4 separate regions of the Mus musculus genome follow, and all the other regions are linked to region 1. A link is a loop called in an ENCODE intact Hi-C map of the cell type or tissue named here. Cell type or tissue: left cerebral cortex. All regions are shown on one strand. Region 1 has its middle 7.9 kb from the start of AI197445. Region 2 overlaps Gm32186 (a long non-coding RNA gene). Region 3 has its middle 30 kb from the start of Gm52061. Region 4 overlaps Ndufaf2 (NADH:ubiquinone oxidoreductase complex assembly factor 2).

Region 1 (8,000 bases):
AAGCCAGCAGCTCTAACACCACCAGGTCATGGTTCCTGCCATAGTCTGTGCATAGGTGCTATAGGGCAGCATGCCAAGACACCACCCCACCCCTCACTTTTAAAAAACTGAAATCGTGGTTACCGTCCTTCAACACTATATGAAGACCAGCCTGCTAAATTCCATTGCAACCGTGCCTATTAATAAAACAGCCGTCTACTGGTAGGCAACAGTCAGTCCCTGTCTTTTGCTTTTATGAAATAATCTGTAATTTTTGAGGGGACTTTCTGGCTTGAGGAGAGGATGTGCCCACTAGCCATTTTAATAACCACTACCACATCACTCACACAGGGCTTTTGAGGAGTGGTTCTCCTCTGCCTCTGCCATCTGAGAGGACTAGCAGGTAGAGCACAGAGCAGCTCCCACATAAACACACTTTTAAATTTTTTTTTTTTTGTCACTTGGTAAGGAAAGATTACAAGAGCATTCAAATTTTAAAAGTTCATTTTCATTAGAGAATGTGGCCTTTGTGAAGTGTCTGTCTTTGTATCTTCTCACCTCTTTCTGCTTGGTTTTTCACCGTGTCTTATTGTGGTATTTGCTTTCTTGTTTCTAATTTTTCTTATAAACCTTTACCTACTCCCCCTTTTAAAATATTCCGCGTTTAGATGTGCGGAAAGATCAAGCACAGGTGGAGAGGATCCCCGGGTTCCACCTTTCTTATATTTCTCATCAGATTATTTGCATCTTAAATGAGCCTTATCAATGGGGAGCCATTCTATGTCAATATTAAAGTTCATGACTCACAATAAGCTACTCTCTAGTGCTGTGCACTTTCTGAATTTGGATAACCATGCAACAGCACGTTACATGACTGTATGCTCATAGAGTGTTTCCCCTACCCTCGAAAGTCCCCCAAACTCTATCAGCTTGTCCCTCCCCGGCATGTTCCCTCTGAATTCCTGGCAGCCACTTATCTATGTACTCTCTCCAGACTTTTGCCTTTTCCAGAACATCATGTAATTGGACTCATGCAGTCTGGAACCTTTTCAAACTGGCTTCCTTCACTTCGTGGTTACACATTTTCATGGCTCCATGCCTTCTCTTGGCTTGAGAGTGCATTTCTTTTTAGTGCTGAATAATATTCCTTTGTGAGGATGTACCATGGTTTGTTTAGGCATACACCTAGCGAAGCACACTTTGGCTGCTTCCAATTAGGAGCAATTACGAATTAAACTGCTACAAACATTCACGTGCTAGCAGTATTCATGGTGGATGTAAGCTTTCAGCTCATTTGGACTAAAAACCTAAGAACATGTTTGCTGGATCATACAGTTTAGCTTTCTAAGAAACTGCCAGGCTGTTTTAGGAAAGTGGCTGTACCATTTTGATTTCCAAACAACCACTGAGTGAGAGCCCCTGCTGCCTTGCTCTCGCCAGCACTTGGTGCTGTCAGTGTGTTGGATTTTAGTCCTCCTGATACAAACACAGCATCTCATTAATCCTTTAAATTTCCCTGAAAACACTGATCGTCCTTTACATTTCTTTGTTACCCGTGACCTTGGGTTGTGCCTTTAGTCATTGTTCTATTGCTGTGAAGAGACACCATGACCATAACAACGCTGTAATTATTTTAATTGGAGGTTGGCTTGCAGTTTCAGAGACTTATCATCATGGTGAGGGAGCATGGCAGCAGGGATGGTACTGTAGAAATCATTGAGAGCTACATCCTGAAACACAGGCAGAGAGAAACAGACACTGCCTATGGTGTGGGCTTTTGAAACCCCAAAGCCCAGACCCAGAAATGCACTTTCCCCAACATGGCCACGCCTCCTGATCCTCCTAATCTTTTCAAACAGTTCCACTACCTGGTGACTAAGAATTTCAAATACAAGAGACTAAGTGCCATTCTTATTGAAGCCAGCACAGAGTAGTAGCTATTCAGATCTTTCCCTGAACTTTCAGCTTGGTTGTTCATTTTCTTATTATTTCACTTAAGAATGACTTATGCACTGAGCACAAGTCCTTCACACACTGTATGTTTTGCAAATATTTTTTCCAGTAACTTTTCCTTAACTCATTCATGTTTGATTTGTAGTTTCTTTTTTCTTTTTGTTTTGTTTTGTTTCCTGAATGAGGTGTGTTGACATAAAAATGCAGCTCTTACCCTAGGGAACAAGAGGCAGTTTATTCTGGATCCACATATGAGTGAGCATGGCCCAGATACATAGACTTAGGTTTCCCTGGATTCCATGTTCTAACATGGTAATGGTTTTATGTGGGTTTTCATGGGCACAACAAAGATAGCCACAAATCAGCACACTTTGAATTATAAGAGTGAGAAGCCTGTTTGTTTCAGGCCTCAGATGCTATCTGAAGACATCCTGACCTTTTGGGGTGGTAGGAGCTAAGGGCCTGCTCATATATTACAAAAGTATTTACCTAATACTCACAGATATTAGGTCACACACAGAGGTGGTCAATAAGTGGCTTTTTAGGGAGCTAAGATAACCCAAGATAATTTGGCTCTGGACATTCCAGCCATACAGCAGCCATTGCACTTCTAATCAGCCAGCTTCAGTGCAGACAAGGGTCCTTCTCCCAAACTTAAGTTAACATGTGGGATGAACGCCCTGTGCATGCATCTTGTCAAACCTCTGGCTCCCTTTGCAATTTGCAGCTTCTGATAATAAGAGTTTCTGATGCTAAAGCAGTAGAGTTTGCTATAAAATTCTAGGAAGTTTGAGTCATGAGCCAACTTCATGAAAATACTTTGTTGGTCATTATATTATTAATAATTATTAATTATTATTATTACTCAGGAATGGTCACAATTTCCTGGTTCTTGACTTTGGAATTTTCAGAGTACTCAAATAAATTCTTAGCTCTCTAGCAGACTGTTTAAAGATGCTCTTGGAAGCCCCTAATTATTAGGAGAGCCCAAACACACAAAAAATTGTGTTCTCTCCATCCATGAAGTGGAAATATCAATTTATATTTGTGTAAAACTTCAAGCAGTGGTTATACAGTGGTGTTTTTACATGGGGACTCGGTTCAAGTCTGCTGCTGCAGTACATGAGTGTTCTCTCTCTCTCTCTCTCTCTCTCTCTCTCTCTCTCTCTGTGTGTGTGTGTGTGTGTGTGTGTGTGTGTGTGTGTGTGTGTGTGTGTGTGACGTGCGCACGCTGTGGTTCAGTTCTAAGGCTCAATTGGATCCCTGGCTTCAGTGCATTGGCGCTGTGTATAGGAGCGGCTTCTGTAATTGAAGTTTCCTGATCCTCTGAGGTGGTAGCCCAGAGACCTCCCATAGATGGCAGCAAACACACTTTCTAGCGCTTTCCCTCTTCGTTCAGACTAGTCTCCTTCAGGGAAAGAAAATGAATGCAGAGACGATGGAGTCATAATTAGCAAACAGACTCCAGTCATTTAAAAAATTGGCAAGAAGCCTTATTAAAGGAGGCAATAATAGTCATATTTTGCACGTGTAACAGGGCCTTTTATCTCTAGGTTTCCAAGCGCCTGTCTGAGTCATGCAGAGGGAAAAAAAGAAAGGAAGAGAGAAAAAAAACCACAGGGTCAGAAGTCAGGAAACTGTAGCTCTGTTTGGCATTCTGTAGCATTCTCTCATTTTAAAGTGAAGGTGCCAATGTCTTTCTTGCATTTAAATACAAGGAATTTACCACATGTTAGGGGAGGGGGGAGTGAGCCTGTGAGGTGATTTGGTGCTCCTGGGCTGATAGGAAAAACATGCATTCCTCAAAGTTGTCCTCTGTGAAAATAACAAGAGAGCTTTAAACACGAAGCCTAGGACAAACATCAGACAGCGTTATTATACACGGTGTGAGAGGCAAAACGAGGAAGATTTTAACATCCTTGCTCACGGAGTGTAATTGTCGGCACAGCCTCATATTGATTCTTATGAGGCAGGAATAAATACTCCTGCAGATGCAGAGTCCTGTGAACTCCCAATCACTCATTCTTTATCTTTGGCAGAATAGCTCTAGTGCAGAAGGAAACGGCTCCAAATGTGGATACACCTACAAGATACAGCTCTTCCCATACCATACCACGTTCAACCTTCATCTCCAATTTACTCGCAGAAACAGGGCCAGATCTACTGAAATCTTCTTGGAACATTAAAATTCCCCTTCGTTGTTGTCAAGGTTCAGTGACTTGACAAGCTAAAGACAGACACCCAACTTTTGAAGGGAAGGGAGGGCCGGAAATAGAATGCTTCTCTGCCACATGAAAATTCACCTGGGGCTTGATAACCTGAACAATTTATAATGCCTGCCTTTTTATTTATTTATTTTTTATTTATTTATATTGACTATGTTACCTTTACTTTGGGACAAGGTCATGAGCCTTTCTGAGAGTCAGTTTTCTCACTATAAGAATCCCTCCCACATCCCACCTCCACAGAACTGGTTTAAGGATTAAATGGATGGAATAGATTTTACATGATGCATGTTGCTTGATAGGTATTTAACAACAATTAGTCACTAAAATACATCCATGAAGAAGTTAGGTTCTCTCGGGTTCCTTGGTGTCTCAGGAAATCAGGATAGTTAGTTCAAATCCTCAAAATCAGAACCCTACTTCCCTATAATTTCATCTAATACCTTCAAATACCTGGGACTTTGTAAGAATCCCAGATTGGATCAGCACCCAGCCTCTTGTACATAGACCTCAACTCCTTAGCCGTGTCCCACGTGAAAGCATCCCAACCTGTCAAGATGACATTATGAATCTGGAGCCTCCATCAGAGGCCCCCAGGTGATGAGAGATGAGGTCTCGCACCACAGAGCCTTTGATCTTAACTGTTTTTTTTTCTCTCTCTCCTGCCAATTTAATATAGTAACCTGTGCTGCATGTTGTACCCAGCAAGCCATGCTGGCTAGTATTTTGTCAACTTGACATAAGCTAGAGTCGTCTGAGAGAAAGGCACTTCAGTTATGAAAATATCTGCCTAAGTTAGACCTGCAGGCAAGCCTGTGAGGGCTCAGTTAGTGACCGATGCAGGAGAGGCAGCCCGCTGTGGGTGGTACCATTTGTTAGCAGATGGTCCTGAACTGTATGAGAAAGCAGGCTGGACAATCCATGAGGAGCAAGCCAGGAAGCAGCACCCGTCCAGGACCTCTGCATCAGTTCCTGCCTCCAGGTTCCTGTCCCGACTTCCCTCCGTGAGCGACTGTTGTTACCTGGAAATGTAAGATTAAATGAACACTTCCCTCCACAAGTTGCTTTTGGTATTTTATCACAACAATAGAAACCCTACCTAAGACACAAGCTATTGCTCCAAGGTTGGTCTAGAACTTTCTTCTAGAATGCTTATATATAAAGTCTTTATGCTCACTGCATTCTTTCGTGTTTGTTTTTCATCCGAAACATAATTCCTGTTTCTGTTGGCCCAAAGTGGTCAGTATGTGTAAGTGCCATGGCACTTTGTCCTCTGGGATGTTGATTGAGGTATTTGTCAGTCCCTGCACCCCTGACTACAGATCCTGGATCCTCTGCAGTGATTGGAATTTGTTCTTCCCCCTGCCCACTCATCATCTACCTCTTCTCCCTCCCCTCCCTGATCCTTCTCCATTTGCAGATTTCAGTCTGATCAGTGGACACAGGCAAACACATAAGGTGATTTGGCAGTCAAAGCCACTGTCAAATATATATAATTTTCCCACTTTCCTCCTTTAAAACTCTAGAGCAACTTCATTTGGGAATTCACACATATGGTACCTACCAGAGAGCAGCTGCCCTGAATGGTCTGGGTGATGGTAAAATGTCTCGAAAGAAAAATTAGAGATGGTGGTGGTAAGCTTACTCCAAGATTTAAATAATGCATTACATGTGTTTATTCCTTTGTGTGTGGGGTTAGGGGATAGGTCAACATGTCACAGCGTTCATGTAGCAACCAGAGGACAACTCCAGGGCGCTGGTGCGCTCCTTCCACCTCGGGGGTCCTGGGTCTCAAACTGAGGTCGTCAGCCTTTGGGGCAAGCCCCTTCATCCCCTGAGCCACTTCATCAACCTCAAATGGCGTCAGAGTTTGAATGATATCCTGGAACATACCCCTGTCAGACCTTAGGAAGTTTCCCATGGTGACCTGAAGTCAATGTAGAACCTGTAAAAGGCAGAATGATTGGTGTGACAAAATGGAACGGTCATCAACAAGCCCCAAAATGCTTCAATTGACTGCAGACATTTTATTTTGGTCCACAATGGTTCATTCTAAGGAAAAGCACTTCGTTTGCCTTCTATCTGTCCCTCTGTCCATCCCTCTTTCGCTCTAGCTTTTGTTGTTGTTTTGTTTCTAGAGTGTTGTTTGGAGACAAGGAGTCTTTTTCCATGCTAGCTTGGAACTTATTATGTAGCCCTCGAATTCTTGACAATTCTTCTGCTTCTGCCTCCAGAGTGCTAAGGTTATAGGCAGGAGCCACTCCACCCGGCTTTCCCTTTCCCTTTATATCAAACCAGTAATCCTCCTTTTCATTGATAGCAACCCAAACATAAATGGATGAAAATATTTCACATTTAGTCTGAGACGCACTATTAATGAATGCCAACAGCAAGGAATTTTTTTTCTCTTCTAACTTTGGGGATAATTATGTTAATTTGACCAAAAAGTGTTTAATCTCTAGCAGGAGTCTCCCAGAGTGAATGTATTTCTCAGGAGTTTCACATTATTAACACTTGAAAATGAATCCCTTCCTACACTTTTGAAGATATCCCCAATTTCTCTCTAACAGTGAGAGATTCTAGAGAGAAGGACAATTAAAAAGAATGTGCACCTGACTGGTGTGCAGATCCTGTTATGCTGTGAGGAGATGGCTACACAGGGCATTCCTGAGGCCTACCCAGGTGTACAGTAGTCGTGGAAAGATCCTTCCTGTAGGTCATACATGTCATGTCTAGCTGTTCTTCAGGCACAGTGCCTTAGCATGACAACCAAACTACCTGCCAAAAATTGCACCTTAGGCAAGTGTCCTAACCTCTCTTTGCATTGATTAGCTAATAAAATAGGTAACAGCGGTCTGGGAAGGCAGCTCAGCAAAGCACTTGCTTGCAAGGACAAGATCTCAAGTTCAACCCCCGGGCACCCACAGAACAATTTCAGGTGTGGTGGCATACACTTATAATCCCAGTGCTGCAACTTGGGACAGCAGAGACAGGAGGATACATGGGGCTTGCTGGGCAGTTAGCCTAGTATCATTGGAGAGCTCTTAGCTATTGAGAGTGGCCAGTAACACCTCAAAGGTGGACTGCGTTTCTGAGAATGATAGCAAAAGTTGTCCATCAACCTCTCTCTATATGTACAAGTACACGGCGAATATTCTCACCAAAAACCACACATGCACTCATACCCCATGTACCCATACCACCACAGAGAGAAGTGGGGAGTGGGGTTAAAAATAGGTCCCAGCAATCCATCCTGTTTGCAGTCACCATACCCGACACTGTTGCTGTTGCCAAGAGGTGCTTGCTAACAGGAGCCTGGTGTGGCTGTTCTATGAGAGGCTGTGCCAGAGCCTGACCAATGCAAATGTGGATGCTTGGAGCCAACCATCACACTGATCTCAGGGACCCTGGTGGAGGAACTGGTAGAAGGACCGGAGAAGAGGAGAGGGACTGCAATCCCATAGGAAGAACAATGGTCGGCTAGCCAGACCACCCAGTGTGTCCAGGGACTAGACCATCAACCAAGGAGTGTACAGAAAGGGATCCATGGCTCCTGATACATATGTTGTAGAGGATGGTCTTGTCTGACATCAGTGGGAGGGGAGGCCCTTGGTCTTGTGGAGGTTTGATGCCCCAGCATAGGGGGGGGGGATGCTGGAGCGATGGGGCAGGAGAGGGTGGGTGGGGTAGCACCCTCATAGAGGCAAAGGGGAGAGAGGAAAGGGCAGATGTGGGATGGGGGGTTTGTGGAGGGGTAACCAGGAAGTGGGATATCATCTGAGATGTAAACAAATGGAATGATTAGTTTTTAAAGAGAAAGAAAAAATAAAATGCATTGTTAAG
Region 2 (8,000 bases), 190 kb after region 1:
CATTGCACAAATGCAAAACCAGGGTTTAAATAATATGGAAAGTGACAAAGTCTAGATACTGTTGTGTGTACCTCCAGACATGGGGTCAAGCCCTCATCTCTACTCTCAGCGTTTCTTGGAGACAGGGTCTTCCCTCCTGGCTATACTTGTTTGGGAACCAGTTATAGTATATGGCATGATCAAAGTTATTCAGAAACTGGGGAGCAGGGGGAGGGAATAGGGGATTTTCGGAGGGGAAACTAGGAAAGGGGATAACATTTGAAATGCAAATAAAGAAAATATCTAATAAAAAATTATTCAGAAACAGTAACAAAGATTGGAAAATAAAATTAGATTCCATTTTTTAAAAAACCCACAAATTTAATATGAAATATTTTTAAATAAAATAGAATCACTAGGAGAAAATACAAGTAGATAGTTGGGAAATTCCAAAGTGGAAAAGGCCTTTACAAAATAACATCAAAAGCAGAAACCATAAACTAAAGTATTAAGAATCTGGGCTCTGCCAATTTAAACATAAATGTAATCAGCAGACTGAGATATGTCACAGTGGTAGAGCAGTTGCCTAGCTTGTGTCAGGTCCTGGGTTCAGTCCCCGGTATGGGGTTGGTGGTGAATTGGCAACTTGCATTAAATTGCAGAATATAGGGAAAATAGATTGAATGTAAAAAATGTTCTTACAAACTAGTAAGAAAAAGATGAATATTCCAATTAAAAATAAAGTAGGCAAAAGAATAAAGACTATATATACATACTATGTATGTAAATTGTATTGTATGTAGTTGATGAGGACACTTCTGCATTCTCAGCAGGTGGGCGTGTACATTGACATAACCTCTCTAAAGGTTGATTTGATAAAATGTTGCAAAACTTTTTTTAAAAATGCAGAACAGTTGACCCAGGCATGTTGAGGAATACATCTTAAGAAAATAATTAAGGACCTGCATGGTGACACAGCAGGGGGGATGACCCTGAAATGTTGTGGACAGAGGCTTTAGAAATTAAAAAGTGTCACAGTCCTAAAAGACCCAAGAAAGGGATGGCTAAAAATAGCACACTAGAACCTGGCATCAGAAGTGCGGCTTAATCATCAAGGAGGCCCTACACCCATTGACCAGTAATCACTGAAAGGATGCTTGAGTAGAAAGATATCCACAACACATTGTTTGGAAGAAGAAAAACCAGTTATTCTACAAAATAGCCATGCTTGTACCACCGTGTACACGGAAGACTTATCTCTAGGTAATGAGTGTGCTTACTTTTCAGTATTTGCGCTTTTTCATTACTTCTATGATAAAGATGTACTTTTTTTAAAAATAAGAAACAAAATGGAATCTTAGCCATCAGCATGGTGGATCGCCAGCCCTTCTTCTTCTGAGTGGCCTAGCATAGGATGATGGGGATTTGGCTAGTCATGACCTTGACCCACACCTCAGAAGTACCTCCCAACAGCTTCCAAGGGATACTATTTTTGTGGTGGGCATCCACAGGTCCCAAGAAGATTTATCAATTCCAGCAGTCAACCCAGCCTTAACCCCTTCTCTGTCCTCATTTTATTTACAAGAACCCGGGACTCTACTCTGTATCAGGAATCCAGACAGGTGCATGCCCTGACAAGGGTAGCCAGGAAATCAGAGGCACAAATAAAGACAGGATCTGTATTCCAGAGTTGGGTTCTCTCTCTCTCCTTTTAATCTGTCTTTAACACCCCTCTGAAGTCGCCTGTCCTGGGTGAGCTTCAATAGTGATTCATAGTGGTCGCTTTTCTCTGCAAAGTTTGACCCATCCGCATCTGCTGCTGTCCCTAGACCCCTCCCACACACACTCCTGGTCCTGGGCCAAACCCTAGGAACCATCAAAGCAGGTAATGGAGGTCTGCGAGGTGGCAACACAGAAGTCGTCAGGCTCCGGCAGGGTCCCACAGATTTCTGTAAACCCGTTTACAGTTGTTTATTCTCTGACATGGGCAGGAGATACGGTCTCCAGAAATCGGGCTTTTCGTAGTACCTCGGTGCGGGTTCTCAGAGATGCAGTGGAGACCTGTCCTCCACCCTCAGCCCCACCTCCACCCCAGGGCACCGGGTCTCATCTAAACGGAGAATCCTCAGGAAGGGAATCCCCGCCCTGCCCGCAGTCCTGACCCTGGGGCCCCTGGGCCGTTTCCTCTGCTACTCGAGGGGCCTTCTTTGCAGCCCCACATCTCCTTTTGATCAGCCTAGGATCTCGAACCTCGGATCCCATCACCTCCGAGAAGGACTGGGGTCCTGCTCATGAGCCCGCAAAACCTTGGCGTTTTGGGGACCCGGTCCGGCAGGGCGAGGCCTGAGGCTGCGCCCGGAGTTTCCACTGCCCACGCCGTGGGCAGGAGGTGCACTGAGCCCAGTGTCCGGGCACACCGCAGGGCCGCCTGGCACTTGGATGGGGAGGAGACAGGGTCCCCGCCGCCATTGAGAAGATGATCAACGAAAGGAGCCGGGGAAACTGACTCCTGACTCGGTGAACCGAGGTGAAGGTCCCGCGCCCAAACCACTGCCGCTGCCGAAGACCAGAACCCATTCAGGAAAAGATGAAAGATTTTAGAAAGAAAACTGAAATAGTAATAGCAGCGAGAGAGGCAGGGGAGGGGAGGAGAGGGAAGGTCGGTAAATCAGACCTCCGTTCAAGGACTCAGATTTTGCAATAAGCACTTAATTAAAAATAAAATATATTGATGTGGTAAGGCAAGTCGCGTTCCTAGGAAGGTAAAAATACAGTGGACTGACTCCCCCACACCCCAGATGCTCCACCTGCCTGCTGTAATTACAGGGCTTCAGAGAGGAGGGAAAAAAAAACACGACACGGAGAAATCTGCTTGCATATTTTTCCCTCTATTGTGCTCGGCTCATTTGAATTATAATGTGTTGCAGGCCAGAGTAGAAAATTTTGTGCCTTGAATAACGAATCCCCCTGGAGCCCGCGGTACCTGTACTTCTTTTTAGTGTCCACCGAGAATAACGTGTTCGACATTCAAGTGACAACACAGAAAAGGATTTCAAAGCCCCGGGGCTCCAGCACGCTGCACGCCCCGACGGCTCTTCTGCCTGCTCCCTCTTTGCCTTCCAAATGCGGCAAGCTCTTTCTTTACTTAGAATGGGTTCTTCTTTTACACTGCTCCTGGCGGCACCACAGAAATACGGCCAAGACAGGAAGGCGCACATTTCTAGACTCTGAACTGGTCCTGCCCGGAACAAAGCTTCGTGCTAGCTGTCTATCCCAGACCATTCTAAACGAAAACACTGCCATCCCAGGCCAGGCAAGCTTTTTCCGCTGTCAAAATCTCTCGGCTGTGTTGACGCGGGCTCTCTGTTAGAAAGGGTAGCAAACAATCAGTAATTTACGAAAGCAGACAGGGCTTACGTCACAGGCAGTTTGGCAACTTAGTGGATGGTTCTGTGGAGATACTTCTAAGGGGCAAATGCTGGAGGTGGGGGGAGGATATGAAAATGTCATTAAGATGAGAAAATAGAGGATTTACAAGTAATAAAAGCCTCAAAGCAGAACTTGGCAGCAAAGCTCTGTCAAGGCTTTTGTTGTCTTGGTTGAGCATTCTTTCGGGTTTGACATAGTCTTTTTTAAAAATAGGTCATTTTTAGCTAACAAGATTAAAGTTTAGGCTATATGCTATGATAAACCCATTTATCAAAAAAAGAAAAGAAAAATGTAGGACTGATGTAGAAGGATTTTCGATATACATTAGTAAGTATATGTATGTGTATACAGTGTGTGCAATGCACATTATACAGTGTGAAGAAATTTTCTATACTTCATTACATGCTATATTTGCTACTTAATTTTCTATTTGTATTTACCTTATTATATTTAAACATACAAGTGTGTGTGTGTGTGTGTGTGTTTCTTTGTGTATACACATGTATTCAATGTCTATGTTTCTGTAACCATGGGACCATCTCTGTGTTGGTACTGTCTTTTTGCAGGGGATGGTTGTGGATGGAGAATTCCCCTTTTACAAAAATCCAGTCTCGTTTTGTTTTTAAAACAATATAAATTAATTGTTGGTTTAAAAACATAATGAGATGGAGTCATAACTATCAGCCATCTCCTCTACCACAGGCAGAAGACGACTTGGGGCTGAGAAGAGGAGTCGGGGTAGTTGCTGCTGTTGTTTTTAGTAGGTACTTGTGACCATTGCTTCACCTTTTCATCAGGACTGCTAAATGCTTCCCAAAGGAAGCTGGGAGTGAGTTTTGCCTCTGCCTGCCCTCTGCTCTAACAGGAGCGCCAACAGTCAGGGATATGACTTGGAAATGTGATTGGGGAGGGGGGGGCTGACAGGTAAAAGCAACAAACTCAGCATCTTAAAGGACTACACTCATTTACTTTCTGAGTTGGGGCACTTCCTTTGTGTCTAAGGAGCACTTCAAGACTTGTTAAGTGTCTGCATATTAATACTCTCAGAGCTTTGGGCTCCAAAGCAGAGAGCTCCAAAGACTGGGAAAGGCAAAAACTCACCACGCCTTTGGAGCCAGGCTGAACCATCCAAAACAGTTCTGTAGAGTGTAGTGTGAGCTTTCCAGCAGCCAGCGCGTTAGCTTCATTCTCTGAGATAGTCCCTTAAAGAGCTCTCAACACTGCTGCTCTGGAGCTCAATCCAGGATGCCCAGAGAGTGGGCCCAAGGAGCCCAGAATTCTCCAGTCTTGCTAATGCCCAGAATCCTCTAGTCTTGCTTGATACCCAGAATACTCAGAGAAGGGCCATGCTAACAACAGGGGACCATGTTGTTCAGAGACAGAATACGGACATTTCTGTGACAGATTCCTGCCATACAAACCGAAGGAAACAAAGCAACAAAATGCCCTTCCCTCCTTTCCCACTGCTATTAACAAAACCACGACCTTTTCTCCTCTGATAGCAGTTTCTTCAGTACTTCTTGACTCTTTATACCAGAAGATTCTTTGGGACAGAGACTAAGCTGAGCACTGTAGAAAACTTAGCAGCTTGTTAGCCTGGCCTCTGTACACTAAGTGCCAGCAGCAAGCCTTCCAGACTAGTGACAAACCAACAACATCTCCAGGCGCAGTCACATGTTCCCCAGGGAAGGGGCCAAATCATTCCCAGATAAGAAGTATTTAATTTAAAGCAAAACTCCAAAACATATAAGAGATACTTTTTCCTATGTTTTTCCTATGTTTTTAAAAACTGGTAGTATATGAATATTATATATGGGGGGATAAATTTTGAGACTAGGTTTCTATGGGCAGTTCTGGCTATCCTGGAAGTTGTTGTATAGTCCAGGCTGGCCTTGGGATTAAAGGCACGCATCACTGCCCCGCGATAAGGTATCAGTAATATTTTAGAAATTATTACTAGGCAAATAAAATGAGGATGAGCTGTCAAAACCCATGCCTTTAATCCTAACACTTTCCTTCAGAAAACACAGGCAGGCAGACCTTTCTGAATCCAAGGTCAGTCCAGTCTACATAGTGAGTTCTAAGACAGCCAGACCTATATAATGAGATCCTGTCTCAAAACCAACAAACAACAAGAAAAAACCAAGCGGGAAAAAAAGAGGTGGCATGAAACACATGGTGCTGAGGCAACATGTGTGTGTTTACACACACACACACACACACACACACATATCCATCCAATGGGCAAAACTGGATGTCAGGGTACAGGAGTACTCCGCCCTCCCCTTGGCCACTTGGCCACATTATGGTGAGTTCGCTGATTGCTTCTCTCCTCCACAGACTGTTGCTATGGGATGCACTACTAGGCTGTCTCTCCAACATGAACGCGCTGCTTCCTGTCCTTGACCCTTCAGACCTACATATGCAATGGGTCCCAGCTATCGTTGCTCTAGGATGCTAGAGTGTCCCTCACCCATATCCCAACTCCATCCACATTCCCTCCCCTTCCTCTTTTCCTTTTTGTTGATTTTTGGGTTTGTTGTCTTTGTTCTGGGGTGGTGTTGGTGTTGATGTTTTGCAATGTTGGGTGTTGATCCTAGAACCTCTGCAGGCTAGGCAAGTGCTCTCCCACTGAGCTATATTCCCAGCACTTGTTTTTTTGAGACAAGATTTCTTGCAACATAACCAGGCTGGTCTTGAACTTGTGATTCTCCTACCCCTGTCTCTTGCATGCTGTGACTACAGGCTTGTATCACCATGTCATGCTCTGTCCACATGTTTGCATCTCATTGCTTGTTAAATGAGATTGATAGGGTTGTCATCTATTTCCTCCCTGAGTGTGAAGCAGATGAAGTGAGAAAGCCTTTAGGGGAAAGGAAAGTCTGATGGGATTTAGGAATTCTCAGGACCTTGACCAAACACCAAACAGGCTGACGTGCCCTGAACCAGAATAGGACTTTTCTCCAAACTTCTCTTAGAAACCAAACCGAGGCTGTGTTCTCTCACATTGGCTACTTACAGCCCCAGAGCACATGCTCCCAAACCATGGTTGTCCCAGCCATGCCTGCCCCTCTCTAGAAGAGTCATGGTCACAGATTAGAGAAGAGCCACAGAGAGAAGAGAGCTTAGGAGACCAAGCTGTGTCTCCTGAGAGTCATGGTCACTGAGAGAATAGAGCCTAGGAGACCACACCGGGTCCCCTTTATCACTTGGGCCACAAAGACAAAGGGCAATCTATCCCTGGGAAGTGTACCACCTGCAAAACAAGGGGAATCTGTTTTCCAAATTAGCACCAAAATTATTTTTAGGCATAAAAATGTCTCCATACTCATGCTGACATATTCAGGAAGAAAGGTGGGAACGTCTAGCATATGAAAGAACAGGAATTCACTCTCTCAGTTCCTGGGTTGTCTGGACTAGGCGAGGCAAGACCTACTGACCCAGGCCTAGGATTCAGGACATAGGACGTAGGAAGGCAGAAGCAGCAGGGACAGGCTCAGACAACCAGTTCAGCATCTGGCAGCAGAGCCTCTGGTCCAGGTCACAACAACAGCCTGGACTGTCCCTCCCCACAGTCACTATTGCTGCTCCCAGAGAGAAGACAGCCAGGAGGCCTCCTGGCCTGAGCCTCTGAATAAAGAATGCCACTCTTTCTTTGCAGCTCCAGAGCCCAGAGCTGGCAGCTCCCTCCAAGGCTCAGGCAGCTCCTCTGCGATCACATGATCCAAGACACTCTGTTCTTTGTGACAGGCGCTTGGCCAGGTGGGCCACAAAGGTCCTTCAGGTGCCCTGGCTCTGGAGAAAGTGATGAAATATTAGCTCTCAGCTGGGTTCCCAGCATTCATGTCTTACCTGGCCTCGGGGCCACCATATGACCCCAGGCTTGACTGCTATTCGCTATTCACAGTAGAAACAAAGACCACATCCAATTCAGGGCACAGGGGCCTCAGAAACACCTCTAGGCTTTTGCCTCACGGGGCTAACGTCAGAGATGTTTTATAAAAACAAGAGTGGAGGTCATATTGCTTCTTGGATAAAAGGAACTTTACTTCAAAGAAATTTACATAGTAAACAAAGCAAGGAAAATTGCCAGGATATCACCAGACAGAAGGTGAGCCACCATGAGGTTGCTTAGTGTTTTCTGAGCTGCCAGCCACATCATTTACACTAGTAGAAATCCAGAGACCCGGCCACTGAGTTTTCAGTTGCCCCTCTGAAAGAAGATGGTGGCTGAGTTCAGCTCAGCCCTCTTTCAAGCTCTGCACCTCTGTGCCATTAAGAACTCCCTGCCTCTTGGCACCTATGAAGAAGAAGTTAGCTAGGGAAGAAGAGATGAGAGAGTCCAAATCTGGAGTTATACTGTGCAGGTTTGAATTCCAGCTCCACACTGCTCACTTTCTGCGTGACACTGGGCAAGTAATTTCATCTCTGTGCCTCTGTTTCTCCATCTGAGAAATGGACGTAGCTTGCTTCCCATTTCAGAGAGTTGTCATAGGGTCAAACAAAGATCCATGGCAGGGAAGGGAATTTAGAGCTCACAATACCCAAAGTAAGAACACCATCAGAACTGTATTCTTTTCTTTTCTTTTTTT
Region 3 (8,000 bases), 260 kb after region 1:
AATATGCATTTATAAGCACATTATACACATAATCTTTTCACTCATTAAATGCTAATATATATAATACATATGTATGATATATATGATTTGCTTTTTTTCCACTTAACAGTATATCTTAGTTTTTCAGCAACTAACCAATTGCTCACAATTAGATGTACTTACATTATTGTCATGCATTTGCTTAAAAAAAAATCTATTCTTTGACTTCCAGATCTAAAAATATTTGAAAACTGCTGTGTCTTAGACACTGTTCTCCTGCTGTGAAGAGACACCACGACCATTGCAACTCTTATAAAAGAAAGCATTTCATTGGAATTTGCTTACAGTTCCAGAGGATTGGTTCATTACTGTCTTGGCGGGAAGCATGGTGGCATGGAGGCAGACATGGTGCTGGAGAAGTTGCTAGTTCTGCGTCTGGATCCACGGGCAGCAGAAAGAGAGAGAGAGAAAGAGAGAGAGCCACTGGGTCTATTTAGGCTTTTAAAAAAATCAAAGCTCATCCCTCAGTGGACAATTCTTCCAAGGAGACCATACCCACTTCAACAAGGTCACACCTCCCCATCCTTTCAAATAGTGCCACTCCCTAGTGACCAAGTAATCAAATCTGGGAGTCTCTGGGGGCCATTCTTATTCAAACTACCACAGGCTGCTTGTCTGTTTTTCTCCCTTTCAGAATCTTGTCTTTAGACACAGAAGGTACACCACACCTACCACCCGACCACAGTTCCCACCGCTAGGGATACCTTTATCTCTAGGTCGAAGCTCAATGATTGATGGTCACCACCGTTTCTCTAGCCAAAATTTCTCCTGGTTGGCTAAAAATTGACCTTGTAGCTTCTTTGCAAACTGGTCAGCAGTGCTTCTCCTGGAGTATTTGAAAAGGCTCGTCACCTGCGCTTTGTTGTTGGTGCTTTCTTTCTAACTATACATTTGTCTATGTGTGTTTGTCCATGTGTATGTGTGTGCTTGTCCATGTGCATGTGAGCTTGTCCATGTGCATGTGAGCTTGTCTATGTGTATGTGTGTTTGTCTGTGTGTATGTGTGTTTTTCCATGTGTATGTGAGTTTTTCCATGTATGTATGTGTTTGACATGTGTATGTGCACATGAGGGCAATGGCAGTGAAAGCCATGGAGGAGGGCATTGGATCTCATGGAGCTGGACTTACATGCAGTTGTTAGCTTCCTAATGTTAGTACTGGGAACTGAACTTGGGTCCTCTGTAACAGTACAACAAGCTTAACCACTGAGCCATCTCAGCCCCTCAGCTGCCTTTATAGTTCCTTTGTTTTCTGGGTATGACATTTTTAGATTGCCTATGTTGTCTTTTTTGTGATTCCAATGTGTTATTACCATGAAGTTTAGCGTGGACTTGATTTTCTCCTTGTACAAATGCCTTTGGGATTCTCCTCATCTTTGCAGATTAGGTGCTGTGCTGTGATCTGAGGATGTGAGCTCTCCTTGGACAGGGTATGCACTTCGATCCAATGACTCTATTCTGTAAACACTCCTGAGTGATCCCAGAATTTAATCTCTTCTATTTGCAGGAGCTTGGCTGTAGAAATAGTGTTTGGAGAGCTCATTGGACTGACATCTCCTGCTAGTATTTTCAATTCTTTATTGCCAGACTCTTCTCCATTTCCATTCCTTCTGCTGCTTTTCCACCCCTTCCTTCCTGCCTTGCCTGTTCCCATTTTCCGCAGTCACTGTTCCCTTGTGAGCGTCTTAGGCCTGTTCTATGGTTTCTCTCAGCACCCTGCCAATGCCGGTTAGAGCAAGGGCTCCTGAGTCACGGCTGCCGGGATGTAGTGCTGGTTAAGTTATCTGACTTTGGGTTCTTCATCTTTAGGGTGAGTGAAGGAGAGCACTCGCCCACTCACCTACAGGCTGTTGCAAGGATGGGTGAGTTAAGACAGAAAATTGCTCTGAGTCCCGTTGGGCACATGTTAAGGTCTGTTTGTGAATTGACAAAAGGCGAGAATAATGCTGATAATAGCTGCTTTTCCTCCTGCTTTTAATTCTCTGCTTTGAGCTTTTAGATTGAGGTGCCACATTGTTTGAATTCATTTATTTTTTTAAATAGGATCAAGGCTTTTATCTACTTGACCACATTTTTCTTATGCCTGAGTTTTCTTCTTTAACCATTTCTTTTTCTTAGCATTTCTTTCATATGTTTCTTGTAACATATTTGAATAGAGCCCGGGCTGATTCCGTTTTTGATTACTACTCCTTACTTGATTGTTCTCTTTCAATGAGGCTCGCGTCCCTGGACCAGCCTTTTGCAAGAGATAACCCTGGGCCAGGCCAGCCTGAGTTTCAGTCGAGCAAAAATTCTCTGTGTGATCTTGGCCCTGTGTTATTTTAGAAATCAGCAGTTACAGATTAGGGACTGTATGGAGCCTTTCTTCCTCATCCTCTTCGATATGTGGCCCAATTCAAAGACAGTGATTTTTCATTTATTCTTAGATATCTGTCACTTGCTGATATCAAATGGCAGACCACCCCTGTCGTACTTTCTCCCTTCCTTTTTCTTCCTTCCTTACCTCTTTCCCCTTCCCTTCTTCCCTCCCTCTTCCTCTCCCTCTCTTCCCCATTTTTTTTCCATTCCTCCCTCCTGCTTTCCTTTCTCTCTGCCCCTCTCCCGCCCCCACCCCCCCTACAAACATCTTGCCACCTGGTCCAGAGTGGCCTTGAACTCAGTTCCTCTACTTTAGCCTCCTAAGTGCTAGGGTTACACGCATGTACTACCGCACCCACTTAAAGGTTGTTTTGCATGGGTGGAGGTGTGTAACTGGTGATCAAACTCAGGACCTTGTGCCTGCTAGGCAAGCACTCCAGCACTGAGCTCTGTGCCCAGCCACTGCTTCTCAGCTTCCTTCTTTGCTTTTGGTGACCATCCAGCTTTGTGAGAGGGCAGAACCCATCTAATACGGTAGTTCTCAGTAGTATTAATGAGATCTCAGACCCCACGTTACAACTCCATTGACAAAGGAGGCTTAGGGCTTCCTGAGAGGCAACTGAGAGATGCCCATCACTAGTAAAGCTACCTTCCTTGCAGAGCAAAGTTCATGGCGTCCTGGTTTTACCTATACATTCTGAGCTTCCTATCCTACTCAAGTTGAAGTAAACCATTTTACGGGCTCTTTAATGGGCTTGTAGACTTCACATGTGCAACCAAAAGCATCCCGGCTTCAATGGAAGAGTCAAGATGAGTCAGGCACCTTAGATGACTAATGGTTGAAAGCAAATGTTCCCTTATTGACCAGGAGACCAAGAGCCTTGTGTTGTCAGACCAGGAAGCACCAGTGGGCCAGGTAACAATCAGACTAGGAATGTTTAAATGTCTCCCTAATGAAAACAAACAAGACAGGTGATGAGGGAGATGGCTCAATTGATAAGGGCTTACAGTGCACACATGAGAATCTGGGTTTCATCCCTGGGACCCATGCAGAAGAGCCACCACGGTGGTGTTGGCTTGTAATTCCAGCATTCAGGTGGCAGACACAGATGGATCCCAAGGCCGGACTTACTGGCTAGTCTTTGAGCTCTAGGTCATTCCAAAAACAAAGTTGACATGTATAACCTCCAAGGAATGACGAGTCAGTTGACATCTATCCATCCCCCCCACCCCCGCCTGCCCCTGGTCCCACCCCGTGTGTAGTCCCACGCTGAAAGAAAAGACAAATGCCAGACAGGCTCTTCTTTACTGTACCCAACCATGCCAATCAATTATCCAAGTCACCCACAGAGTGTACAGAGACATTTATACCCAATGTGAGGACCTGCTTTGCAAATCCAAGAATCCTCTTTCTCTACAGAAGTTCTAGTTGTGTCCCAGGACGGCTTTAGAGGAAGCAAATCCCTGCCTCAAAGTCACTTCTTTATAAACCATGTGGCTGTCAAAGAAACTGCAAACAGAGGCGCTTGAGAAACGAAGATTGAACACCCCCTCCCCCACCTCTGTCTTCCCTGAGCCACCAGGCAGTCGAAGAAAACCCACTCAGACCTGAAGGGCAAGTAAACCTCGAATGAGAATTCTCCGCTAGGCAGTTTCAAGAAACGTCCCTCACACATCATGGCTGGTTATGAGTCCTCCAGATCTCTCCGAGTGACAGCAATCAAAATGGATTTGGGGAATCTCACCCACAGATTAAATTTACCAGTCCCCAGTACAGATGCTCAGTGACTTTGCCAGAGAGGAGATGGGAGGGTTTGAGGCACGACTTGGAAAAGACAAAACAAAGAGGCTTTTGATCATCTGGCATGATGGAATAGCTTAAAGCAGGGGCTACAGATGCGCTTCAGCTGTGAGCCAGACTGGGCGGGGCTGCTCTGGGACTCGGCTGTGCAATTTCTAGGGAGGCTCCTGCGTTTTTTTTGTTGTTTGTTTGCTTGTTTGTTTTTTAAGATGCTGTGAGCTCAAGCGAATGTATGGATTTTCCCAGGGGGGCCACACTGTACAAGATGTTTCAATAGAACTTTTGCTGAATGCCCTGGGTTCCACTCCAATTTTCCTTCAGGAGAAAGCCTGCCTGGGTTCACCCTGCAGCCAATCTCTCCTGGCTACATTTGGCTTCTGTGGAAACCTGCTGCCTGCCCTTTGGCAGCTATTACTTCTCTGAGTGGCAAGAGGGTAGGTACAGAGAAGGTGTCTGTGCTCCATTGAGAGGCCTGGGGCCTAGTCTTGCCCAGAGGCTACTCTACACACCTGCTTTTCCAAACCATCTTGTTCAACCCAGTCCTTGTGTAACATGAATGTATGTTGAATATAACAAGCAAAAAAAAAAATCTTTTTTTAAACTTAGCTTCATTATATACAGTCCTGTGTCCCTAATAACTCAATCTTGGGAGTGCATCAGATATAGGTATGTCTGACTGGGCTTCTGATGGCTCTAATGCAGGTGGTTCATGAACCACAGTCCAATAAACAAACCTTGGTGATGGGACAGTGCAGATACTGAGGTGATCAGATAGATCCTGCTAATGTGAAAATGAATGGGCTTGCTCTTCCTCTTGGCCCCGCCCCCGTTTTTGTTTTTGCAGTGACTAAGATGTAGATTCGGTGCCCACATCCAAACTAGGCAATCAGATCCAGAAATGGAAAATAGACTTATGCTTAGGGTTCTCTCTGGAGTGTTAGGTGAGTTGGTGTGAGTTTAGGCAGACAGGCAGACAGACAGACAGACAGACACACACAAACACACACACACACACACACACACACACACCCCCCACAGAGGAGAGAGGGGAAAGAGAAGAGGGGAAGGCATGACTTGGAAAGTGGAAAAAGTGATGCCACATGTCATGCAGCTCCACTAAGCAAAAATTGGAAAACTCAGGATAGCTTCTCCCTGTCATCTTGCTCACCCATTTTTAAGTTCATCTTAGCAAATTCTCTTGAGGGTTGGAACTATGTAATATATTCCTTTGGGCTCTACAGTGCTCGGGCACAGTATGTGATCAATAAATGCAATTCCATAAGAAGCGACCGACCATGAACCACTTAGGAGTGGCTATGGAGACAGTTGCCAGGGCTTGGAGCTGTTTGCTGTCTGGGACTGGGTGATCGTGGATACCTCGTGTTTGTGGACCTTCCTGAGTTAACTTGGGATGGTAGTCACACATGCACGACTAAACGGATGCACTCACCGATGCAAACAGCAAGGACGGTGTCTCATGTGCTAAGCACGAAAGGTTCCCCGGCACTATTGCTTGGTCATGACAGTGATGCGAGTGGATCCAAACTCTATGGTTGGATACTAATCCTGAGCATCCTTTTAGTGTATGTGGACCCGGGCAGCACACTGTTTATTCTAAAGCGGAAGTAATGATCTAACTCTTCTAGAGGATATTTCATCCGCTCAACACTGCATTTCTCAAAGGCACATATTTACAATGCAGCGGCCCAGTGAAGAGCCTTGCACAGAGGAAAAGCAGATCCTTCCAAACAGGCCTATGTCTTCCAGGGAGGATCTGTCAAGGGAGCCAAGGGTTTCCTGCTTCACACCCACTTCCCTGACTGAATGTTAATACACATCTATGTAGGGCAATTTTTTTTAAGTGCTTTTTCTTTCCTGCTTCCTAGTTCTTTCTATCTCCACTAGAAAGGTGTCTCCAGTTTGGCTCTGAGAAGAGGAAGTTTTCTTCTTTCTCACTTTGGACTTTGGTGCCCCAGGGAGCAGTCATGTCTCTCAGCTGAGCCTGGTCCTTCACACAGACAGGGCCTGGAGCCCAGGCCGAGCTATAAATGTGGGTCACAGGAGCTCACTAACAGCTCTCATGGACTGTTAGCACGCTGCAGCTTTTCCTTTGTCACTCTTTCAATCCTCCCGTGGGTTTGAAATTTCACAGTAGGAAGTAAGGGGGTGGTAGGAATGGCAGAAAGAACAGAGGTACGGGGCCTATAGCTTCTTTAGTTGAATTTTAAGCAACTAATATTCTTCAAAATGTAGAAACTATGAAATCAGTGCAAACGATTGCTAAGGCTCCGGTTGCTGTCGGTACATAAGACATAAAGGGTTTCTCAGCTGCGATAGGCTTTCTGGGAATCACATCTCTCAGTAACTAGCGTCCCTCTACCTGCCATGACCCAGTCCAAACAGGGCCTCCTTGGCTTTTTCCAAATGGGAACTTCCCAGAAGATGGGATGAGGATCGGAAGCGTGGTTTCCGCATATGGAAAACCAGTTAGACAGTAAAGACGTGCTCCGAGGGCCTGGTGCAGGACCGGAACCACCGGAACCACCCTTTAGAAGTCAAGACACTGAGACCCGGTTGGGGTGGGGTAATGTAGGTATCCAATTAGCTCTTGAGTTCTCCCTGACCCGCCCACTGACAGCTGCTCGTGGGTCTTACAGGATTCAGCTTTTAAAGTGGGCGGCACCGAACTCCTGTTCTTCTGAGGAACTTGTTCCCTAGCAGGGTCTCTGTTTTAGTTAATGGAACATCTCCCAGCAGCTCAAGATTGAAACTAGGGAGTCATTTCTGGTGGTTCCTGACACGCCACATCTAAAACCAGGACACGGCTCAACTTTTCTCCAACATGAAGACTAAACGCTGGTCACCCTCTCTGTTGAGCCCAGCGGGTCCAAACTCAAATGGTTTGTGTATAACGACCTCCTAACTCCTCGCCCTGCTCCTTTCTCTGGGAATAATGTGTCCACCACTCCAGCTCTGCCTTGAACCCCTCTGCCCACCTCATCACTCCCCCCAATCTGCCTTTGCTGACACTCTAGCCCGTTCCATACTTCCACCACATGGAACATGGTGCCTCATACATCTGAATGGCCAGCTCCTTCATTTTCCCCTGGGAATGTTTGTGTCTCCCTCCCATCAGGTCTTCCTAAAATTATACCTTCCTCTTTCCTCTGTGACATGTGCCACCAATGCAGCTTGCACACCTCCCTCTGTGGGACCTATGTTCTGCAGGTGCTTCAACCCTGGACCTGAAGCTTCCCCATCATACAGTAGAAAGCTTACTGAATGGACCAGCCACAACTTTCCCAACATAGTGCCTTTGTTTTTGTTTTTGGCCTGAACTACACTGAATTCGTCCATATTGGTGAATACTTTTACCTGGTCACATGTCTTTTATTAAAGCGTATCAGGTTAAATGATTTTCTTTCCATACTCTGACCATTTATTACCCTTTAAGTTTTTCAGCAATATAGAAAATTCAATTCTCCTTCATTAATTTTGTTATACTATTATAACATATGACTACAGAGGCCCCAGTTTCTATTCAGCTGACAACCAGTATTTGAAGGTCATGAAATACTTGCCATCCCAAACTATAGCTCTTATCCTCAAATAACAGACCCAATAAAAGCTCCAATTAGGAGTCAACTCTTTTGCCTCCTGACGATCTAAATACATTACTTCCATTTCTCCTTCCTGATATTCAGACTTAAGTCTCAGAGTGTTTCTCAGCACCAGACACATGTACACGGATCAGCTTGTCTGCAGGACTGCTGTCACTAAACAACTGAGGGGCTGGAGGACCA
Region 4 (8,000 bases), 690 kb after region 1:
GACTATGGGGACTTTGAGGTTGGACTGAATGCATTCTGTATTATTATGGCCACCAGCCTATGGCGCCAGGGAGTGGAATGTGAGGGTGACAATGAGATGTTCCCCTATTAGTCTCAGGCATCTGAACACTTAGTCCTCAGTTGGTAGCACTGTCTGGAGAGACTTCGGTGTGGCTGTGTTGGTGGAGACCTGTCTCTGGTGGCAGGTTTCTGAGACTTACGCCATTTCCAGTGTGCTCGCTCTGTTTTTTTGCTTGCAGTTCAAGCTACAAACACTCAGATTCCAGTTCCAGCTGCCACGTCTCTACTCTGCCATCATGGACTCCTATCCCAATGGACCCGTAACCCCAAATAAACTCTTTCTCCATAAATTGTCTTGGTCATGGCTTTTTTTTTTTATGACAGCAATAAAAACTCAGGAGCTGTAGCCTCGCTGGAGGAAGAGGATCATCGGAGGTGGGCTGTGGTCCTTTAAATCCTTGGACCCTTCCAATCTGCTCTCTGCTTAGTGCTTGCCGTTCAGGCTGGGAGCTCAAGGCTTCCTGCTCCTGCTACCAGGCCGGATGCTTGTTCCTGAGCCTCTTCACCATGATGGACTCTCAGCCCCACACCCGTAAGCCAAAGCAAACTCCTCCTTCTATTAAGTTGTTCAGGGTCACGGTGCTTTTATCACAGCAAATGAAAAATAACTAATATGCACTTTAAGTTATAATAACAACAACAACGAGAATGAGAAGAGGAGGGAGAGGAGGAGGAGGAATGGGGATCTGGAGCGATGGCTCAGTGGTTAAGAACACCGGCTGCTCTTCCAGAGGATCCGGGGTCTATTCCCAGCAACCACACAACTCTCCTCAGACGATGCACATGGCACACAGATATTCATGCAGGCAAGACAATATATACATAAAAACAAAAAATCTCTTCAAACTTATCAAGAAATAAATGTGTAAGTGATAGATTTGGAGAATATGTTCTAAAAACTGAGATAGGCGAGGAAGACAAATACAACACAATCTCACGGATGCATGAGATATAAACTCAAAGACACACGAGCGATGCTGCTTATGAGGAGCTGGGGAGGTGTGCTGGGAGCTGAGGATACACAGGACGGAGGAAACAGTTTCCTGCCCAGCATGGTGACAATGGCTAACGACAGACCATGTATTATAAACCTGACACTTGCTGTGGGGTTGGAGGTATCTCACTATAAAAAAAGAAAAGTTCTAACTATATGAGGCAGTATGCCTGTTAGCTTAACGTATTCTATAATGTAAACACATACTAAATCATGCTGCATACCAGAAATGTAAATGCTAAATAAATTTTCTTAAAAAAAAAAAACAAAAATAAAGCAAATGTTTTACTGGTTAAAAACAGTAGCATCGAGAGCGCTTGCTTGGGGAACGTATGTGAGAATTTGTTGTGTTATTTTTGTAGCTTCTTTAAGTGTAAAATTATGTTCAAGTATGAAAACAGCCACCCAAGGCGAAGCTCCTAAGGTGATCTTGTTCCAATCTGACTACTACCTGTTCCCAGTACAAACTAAAGCGGTCCTTCTGAGACCATGAACCAAATGACGCCATTCTTCTCAATACCCAGTAAGAACAGCTGGCTAAGTCCAGAGTGAAGAAACTCACATTGTTATTCTCTGAATGATGCATTCTTGCTTCAGAGAGCCACTTGGCCATCTCATTCCAGTCTTCCTTCAAATATAAGTCAAGCAGTCCTGCCCCACTGACCTCACCCACTCCCCAGTACCCTGCACGGTGTACCCAGGTCACTGACTACCCCTTCTGCACTTCCTGCATGGTCACTGCTGTGTAATCTACTATGCCTACGTATGCTTTTTAACAGGACTCCCTCCACTACGCTGAGAGCACGCACTACAGCGTACACTCTCACTGGTGTACTTCCAATCCCAGAACTATGAATACCAGTGAAATAAACGGACTAGTTTTGCTGAACACCTGTTACTATCTAGCAGTTATCCAAAGGAATAACAATCCAGCTGCATAGTAACTATTTATAATCAATTGAGGACATGCATGAAATACATAGGCTGACTATATTTTTAAAAGTTCTTGGCACAGAGGCAGTGGCAAACTGCAGCTGTATTTATATCCAGGAATTGCTCAGTGTATCATTAACAGTTTGTCCAAAATAAGACTGTGTCACCTATAAGATCAGTCCTCGACGCAGCTATTTACTATTACAACTCCTCAACTCATTCCTCAAGAATATTCCTCAAGGCCGTTGCCACAATTTTCTAGGGGTTAAAATGTGTCAAAAGATGAGTGTAAAATGAAAGGGCAAATCTTGCAGAAGGTAGCTTTATGAAGTCTACAGAAGTACTATAGAATCACAAGAAAACTGCTGATTTCTACTTTATATGACCAAGATAGTGCAGCAAGATAGGAATATGAAAAATAGCTCAAACAATAATATAGTAAAGATTATTACAAATATTTAGAAAGAATGGCAATACCCTCAAATTTTGCAAAAAAAAAAAGAAAAAAAGAAAAAAAGAAAGAAAGAAAGAAAGAAAGAAAGAAAGAAAGAAAAATAACACTTCTTACTTTCAGTAAAAGAGACAAATGTGACTTAAGGATATCATGTTGTGTTATTATAACTTTGTCAAAATATCTAAGTTAAAACAAACACACAATACCATGGTGGACAGATGGTTTAGGAGTTAAGAGCACCAGCTGTTCTTCCAGAGGACCCGTGTTCAATTCTCAACACCCACATGGCAGCCCGCGACTGTGTTGAACTCCAGTTCTAGAGAATCCGACATCATCTTGTGGCCTCCTCAGGCATGCACAGGTGTGGTGTGTAGACTTATATGCAGGTAAACCACTCATACATCAAAGAAATAAATCTTTAAAAAAAAAACAGTATTGGGGCTGGTGAGATGGCTCAGTGGGTAAGAGCACCCGACTGCTCTTCCGAAAGTCCGTAGTTCAAATCCCAGCAACCACATGGTGGCTCACAACCACCCGTAATGAGATCTGACGCCCTCTTCTGGAGTGTCTGAAGACAGCTACAGTGTACTTACATATAATAAATAAATAAGTAAATAAATCTTAAAAAAAAAAACAAAAACAGTATTATTCAACATACAAAGGGGGTGGCGCTTCTGGGCATGTCCCCAAAGACTGTATGTCATACCAGAGAGACACTTGCACATGAGTGTTTATTGCTCCAAATTCACAATAGGTAGGAAATGAACCAGCCTAGGTAGTCATCAATGAGGGACTGAAGACACACATGAATGAATGAAGATCATGTGCTCTATTTGTTCAATGGAATTTTACCCAACTGTAAAGCAGCTACATGAAACCATGAAATCTGCAGGAAAATGGATGGAACTGGAGGTTACTGTGTTAAGCCCAGCAACCTCGACTCAGAAGACAAATTCCATGTGTTTTCCTTCATATGAGGATCCTAGATTTTAACTTTCATGTATGTAAGTGTGGGTACAGAACATACGACTACAGAGAGCACCGTGAGACAGGAAAACAGTCTTAAAAGATGGGAAAGTAGGACATGAAAACACGTGGTGGGCACTGAGAGGGAACAACAAGTGCAGGGGGCACAGGGTGGGCACTGAGGGGGAGGCAGCAAGCAGGGGGCACAGGGTGGGCCCTGAGGGGGAGGCAGCAAGCAGGGGCACAGGGTGGGCCCTGAGGGGGAGGCAGCAAGCAGGGGCACAGGGTGGGCCCTGAGGGGGGCAGCAAGGGGCGAAGAGACACAAGGGGACAGGAGGGGAGTGCAGGAGAAGCACCAGCAGAAACAATGCATATCAGTGCCACAGTAACCATTACTTCATATGCTAATTAAAAATACAATTTCAGAACCCGAGGGAGAGGAAGTATGGAAATAGGGGTGCTTATCATATTGCATTATATCATATTGCATTATATCATATTGCGTTATATCATATTGCATTATATAAATGTATATGCAGTTCTCAGAGAACAAATTTTCTATACAATTCCAAATAGTAAGCCCTAAATACATATACATATGAAAGATGTTAAATAAGCTCAGGTTATATACACACATACATCATATCTCATATACACACTTAGATATATGTTATCATGATGAAAGACTAAGAGGTCATGAATATGAGAAAGTGGTGGGGCGATGGAGGAAAGGGAGGGAGAAAAAGGAGGGGCAGAAAATGTAAACAAAATTCTCATATATAAAACTGTCAGAGAAAAAATAAAATGTAAAAAAATTACATTAAATTATAAAGTAGAATCTCTGAAACATCGTTTTTAGAAAGATGTGAGGTGCTATAATTACACTGATATACTCACTCACAATATGCACATATGTCAAGACATCACTAGAACAACCATAGCTACATACAAATTTTGCAAAAGCCACTCAATGAAGCTGATGGGGAGACAAGTACTTAACTCATTCTTACGTCAGAAGTCACCATGCAGTTGTAATTAGTCTCACACCTCCCTGTTCATCAAATGTCTCCTTCCTCACACGGCCATCGTAAGACTCTTCATACATACACTCTTTAAGAGTTACTAAACACTGTGCATAGTCCAGGCCAGCTTAACTTCACTTATCTAAGAGTTTTATTTACTCATAGGCAGTGCACTATAAAATGGCTTCTGGACCTTAAGGGGCTTTAAAGTGGAACCAACATTGATGAAGGGAAGACAGAAGACACACTAAAAAGGGGGAAATGGTTTTCAGAGAAAAGCCCTAGAGAGATGCAGACACAACTAATATATGCTAAGTGAGAGTTATGTTCTAATAAATAAGACAATATAAATCATTTTATGTGACATATTCAGCTAAAATGGAAAAACTTAACCAGCATCTTAGGCAGAGGGTGCAGTTTCTCATTTGGACCACAAGATGGAGCCATTAGCCAGCTGGAATGCAAGATTAAAGTAGAGACAGCCTGATTGAAATGACTCAAGCTATTTTAAAATGTCTTTATGCAGTCTATTTTTAACAGTATATATTCTCTACTCCATTTTGTAAAAATGGATTTAGAATAAAGTTTATAATAGAAAAAAATTATTCTAACAGTTGAATAATGAAGCCTACCACATAACTCTGAAGGTATTTATTTCTCAGTACCAGTCCTCATTCAACTGTGACTTCTAAAGAATGTCATCGCAGTCTGTCCCTTGTAAAGCAGCTTACACTTAGCCTCGGGCAGCAGCAGACATGACTTTCTGGACTGACGCTCTTTGGAGTTAGATGAGGATAACAGTTATCTGCCTGGTTTTAAATGCCAGGGAGAATGGGCTCTGTAAACACATGACACGGTTGGGTTCTGTTACTGAGTGGTCCTGATGAAGCAACACTATTGCTTTTCTTAATTCTTGAAATCTCCCACAATGCAGCGTCTCGGGGCAAATGCTTAGAAGCGAGTCTAGCACACAGTGTTTACACTATGATCGTTAGTATCAATACTGACCTTACTGTCCTAAGCTAAAGCAAATGTCAAAACCCTCAAACACAAAGACAACCAGCAGCCGAATTCCTGGAGACACTTGTGATGTCATTTAACTATAGACACAACCCAGATTGCCAACCTCCCACAATTAGTTTCCATTGCAGCTCAAAGGTCCCACGCTCCCCGGGTAGGGAAACCAGGAGTCTGTTACAGCTGCTTAGGTTCATTTAAAGCCACAGCAAGGGACTGGCATGGGTGACTGTCAACACACGCCATCCTCACGTTTTGTTGTTGAAAATGTGATAGACACATGTTCAGGGCCAACAATGGGCCTGTCCTCCTGTGACAGAATACAGTTAGTACTTAAGGACATGGACTTTGTACATGACTGAGGGAATTCAGGAAACAATAAAAAACAAAATCTTGTAGGAAAAACTACCGACAGCAAAGTATGACTGCTGTCCCCGTCCATATTGTGTATTCCAGTTTTTCTTCTATTTTCATTATGTGTTTTTGTTGTTGTTGCTGCTGCTGCTGCTTGGATAAATAAATGCTCTGATTCCTCCTGGGTGTGTGTGGGAAGTGAGATTCCTTCAAATCACTTTCAAGTACAAAGCAGGAAAGACAGTCAATCTTGATTTTTGGAACAATGCTGCCCTCTGCTGGAAGAGCTGAAATATTTTCATTAGTCTCAAACCTGGAGGAGTCTAGAACCACCTTCCAATTATTAACTAAAAAACCAGAAACTATACTTTCAGTTGTGGCTGTTTTCCTTTCCCATATTCTCCGTGATTATTTCTAGTCTCTAAATAATACACGTGAATTGGCTGAGGTGAGGCCTTCCAAATCGATATGTCTTTACTATACACACAACAGTGGAGGATGCAGGTTTTGAACAATTAGATAATGGTTCTGAAGGGAAATTGTAAGGCTAAGTATCTCTACAGAAGTCTGATGATGTAATGAAACTCAGTTCAGCAGGTCAGAGGCAGGTCCATGTCTGACCACACTGGAAGTTCACTATACCATGGCTAGGTTCTTTTATTTCTGGTAGGAATACTTATTCCTGCCAGGCTAATCTAGCTCATTTATTGAACAGTATCTGAATTGCCTAGTCTAGACTCTTTGAACTACTTCATCCGTGTATGTGCTTTGTTCTGTTTTGACTTTTAGAATTGAGGGCCAAATGATACCTCAATTCATTGTATAGCTGCCTTTGCAGCACCTACCCCATACACAGGCAGACACACAGGAAACTCATCGTTATACACAGGGGAATGGGGCAATAACCCTGCATTTGAAATGAGAATTTAAGCTAGTTGGTGGCTGTGAAAATATTAAAACTCAACATTCGATGAAAGAGCGGTAACTACGGTTAACTTAAGCTCACACAATGGAGGTATTGTGATGACACTGAGAATGGCAAAGTGTGTTTCTAGTGTGTGTTCCTATATGAATGTGTAAATTTTAAATGACTAGAACTCTATCTACCTATTATCTCCCCCAATCCTATTCGGTTCATATATAAAAGAGGCTTATAGCTGTGCTAGAAAACAGATCAAAGTTCCATCAATAGGTCTGTGACCTGTAGCAGCCGCTCTGTAGCAGCCTCCGGTAACTCCAGCCCCGAGGGTCCCATTCCCTCTTCTGGCCTCTGTGGGCACTGACATACTTGAGATACACACACATGTGCGCACACGTCGTGGCCAGGGGTGGGGCAATAAATAACTATGAAAGCACTGAAATCAATGCATAAAAAATAAATTCTACTAATTTAAAAGGCTCATCAAACACGTATCAATGCATAATTAACAGAATGAAGAAGAGGGAGATAAGAGAGCCATTATGTCGTATGCACACAAAGAAAACAATATAATTGCATATTATTAAGTGAAAGCCAATGTGAAAAGGTTATACACGGTACAGTTACAACTCTGGCTCTTGGGAAAAGTAAACTACTCAGGCAGTGACAGTTAGAGATTCCGTGGGAGGAGCAAATGGTGGAAACTCACCTAAGACGCTGGCTGAGTGTGGGAAAGGAAGAAAGACTGTGTTAGTAACTTCCAAATAGCTTTCCTGTAAACCTAACACAAAGTCATGGGCCAGTCAGATGCTTCCAAAAGCAGAGGTACTTGCTTCCAAGGCTATCGACCCGAGTGAGCTTCAATCCCCAAACCCACAGAGCAGAAGGAGAGAGCTATCTTCTGTCCCAAGGCTTCTTCTGCTAGCCACAAGCACCCTGTGGCCCAAGCAGACCCATGCACACACACATAATGAATAAACAAGTCAATATTAACTAAAACGCCAGCCCATATATTTCAGTTTATGAGAGTAAACAATTTTGAGATACACTCATGAAAAAAAAAAAACAAAAACCTTCTGAGCTAACAGGGAACAAGCAAGGAGCTATTAGATTAAGCTTACAAAGGGAGTTTTAAAAGCTGGGTTAAGGAAATGGTTCCATGGGTAAAGTGCTTTTATACAAGTGTGAGGACCTGAGTTCAAATCCCTGCATCCATGTGAAACACCAGCTCCTGTACCATGTGCCTATAATCCTAAGGCAG

Evidence for each region. A loop is a pair of places that touch in the nucleus more often than their neighbours do. Peaks named below come from ENCODE experiments on the same cell type or tissue, not always from the same donor. Only the 100,000 strongest peaks of a DNase experiment are listed, where the experiment ranks them.
Region 2: it touches region 1 in a loop (2.0-fold over the local background); 3 of 42 quality-filtered maps call a loop at or near these places.
Region 3: it touches region 1 in a loop (2.1-fold over the local background); 3 of 42 quality-filtered maps call a loop at or near these places.
Region 4: a loop joins it to region 1, with 4 times the contacts of the local background. A loop is called at or near these places in 15 of 42 quality-filtered maps.

Annotation. Positions count from the first base shown.
Region 1 is chr13:107,457,961-107,465,960 of GRCm38, forward strand. No RefSeq gene overlaps it. Among named protein-coding and RNA genes, the nearest start is that of AI197445, 7.9 kb to the right of the region's middle. In left cerebral cortex, a CTCF peak has its summit at 3,289; a DNase peak (open chromatin) is centred at 3,291; H3K4me3 peaks cover 196 bases.
Region 2 is chr13:107,643,060-107,651,059 of GRCm38, forward strand. Gm32186 (a long non-coding RNA gene) reads right to left here. Exons shown (of 8, transcript XR_873933.2): 4 at 1-3,342. Among named protein-coding and RNA genes, the nearest start is that of Gm32186, 17 kb to the right of the region's middle. In left cerebral cortex, a CTCF peak has its summit at 3,146; DNase peaks (open chromatin) are centred at 2,509, 3,062 and 7,035; H3K4me3 peaks cover 1,322 bases; H3K27ac peaks cover 1,255 bases.
Region 3 is chr13:107,715,140-107,723,139 of GRCm38, forward strand. No RefSeq gene overlaps it. Among named protein-coding and RNA genes, the nearest start is that of Gm52061, 30 kb to the left of the region's middle. In left cerebral cortex, no CTCF peak of the experiment used is centred here; DNase peaks (open chromatin) are centred at 4,168, 5,034, 5,720, 5,981 and 1 more place.
Region 4 is chr13:108,147,088-108,155,087 of GRCm38, forward strand. The region is part of intron 1 of Ndufaf2 (NADH:ubiquinone oxidoreductase complex assembly factor 2); the gene reads right to left. Among named protein-coding and RNA genes, the nearest start is that of Ndufaf2, 7.5 kb to the right of the region's middle. In left cerebral cortex, CTCF peaks have their summits at 4,886 (motif pointing right) and 6,099 (motif pointing left); DNase peaks (open chromatin) are centred at 4,882 and 6,070; H3K27ac peaks cover 213 bases.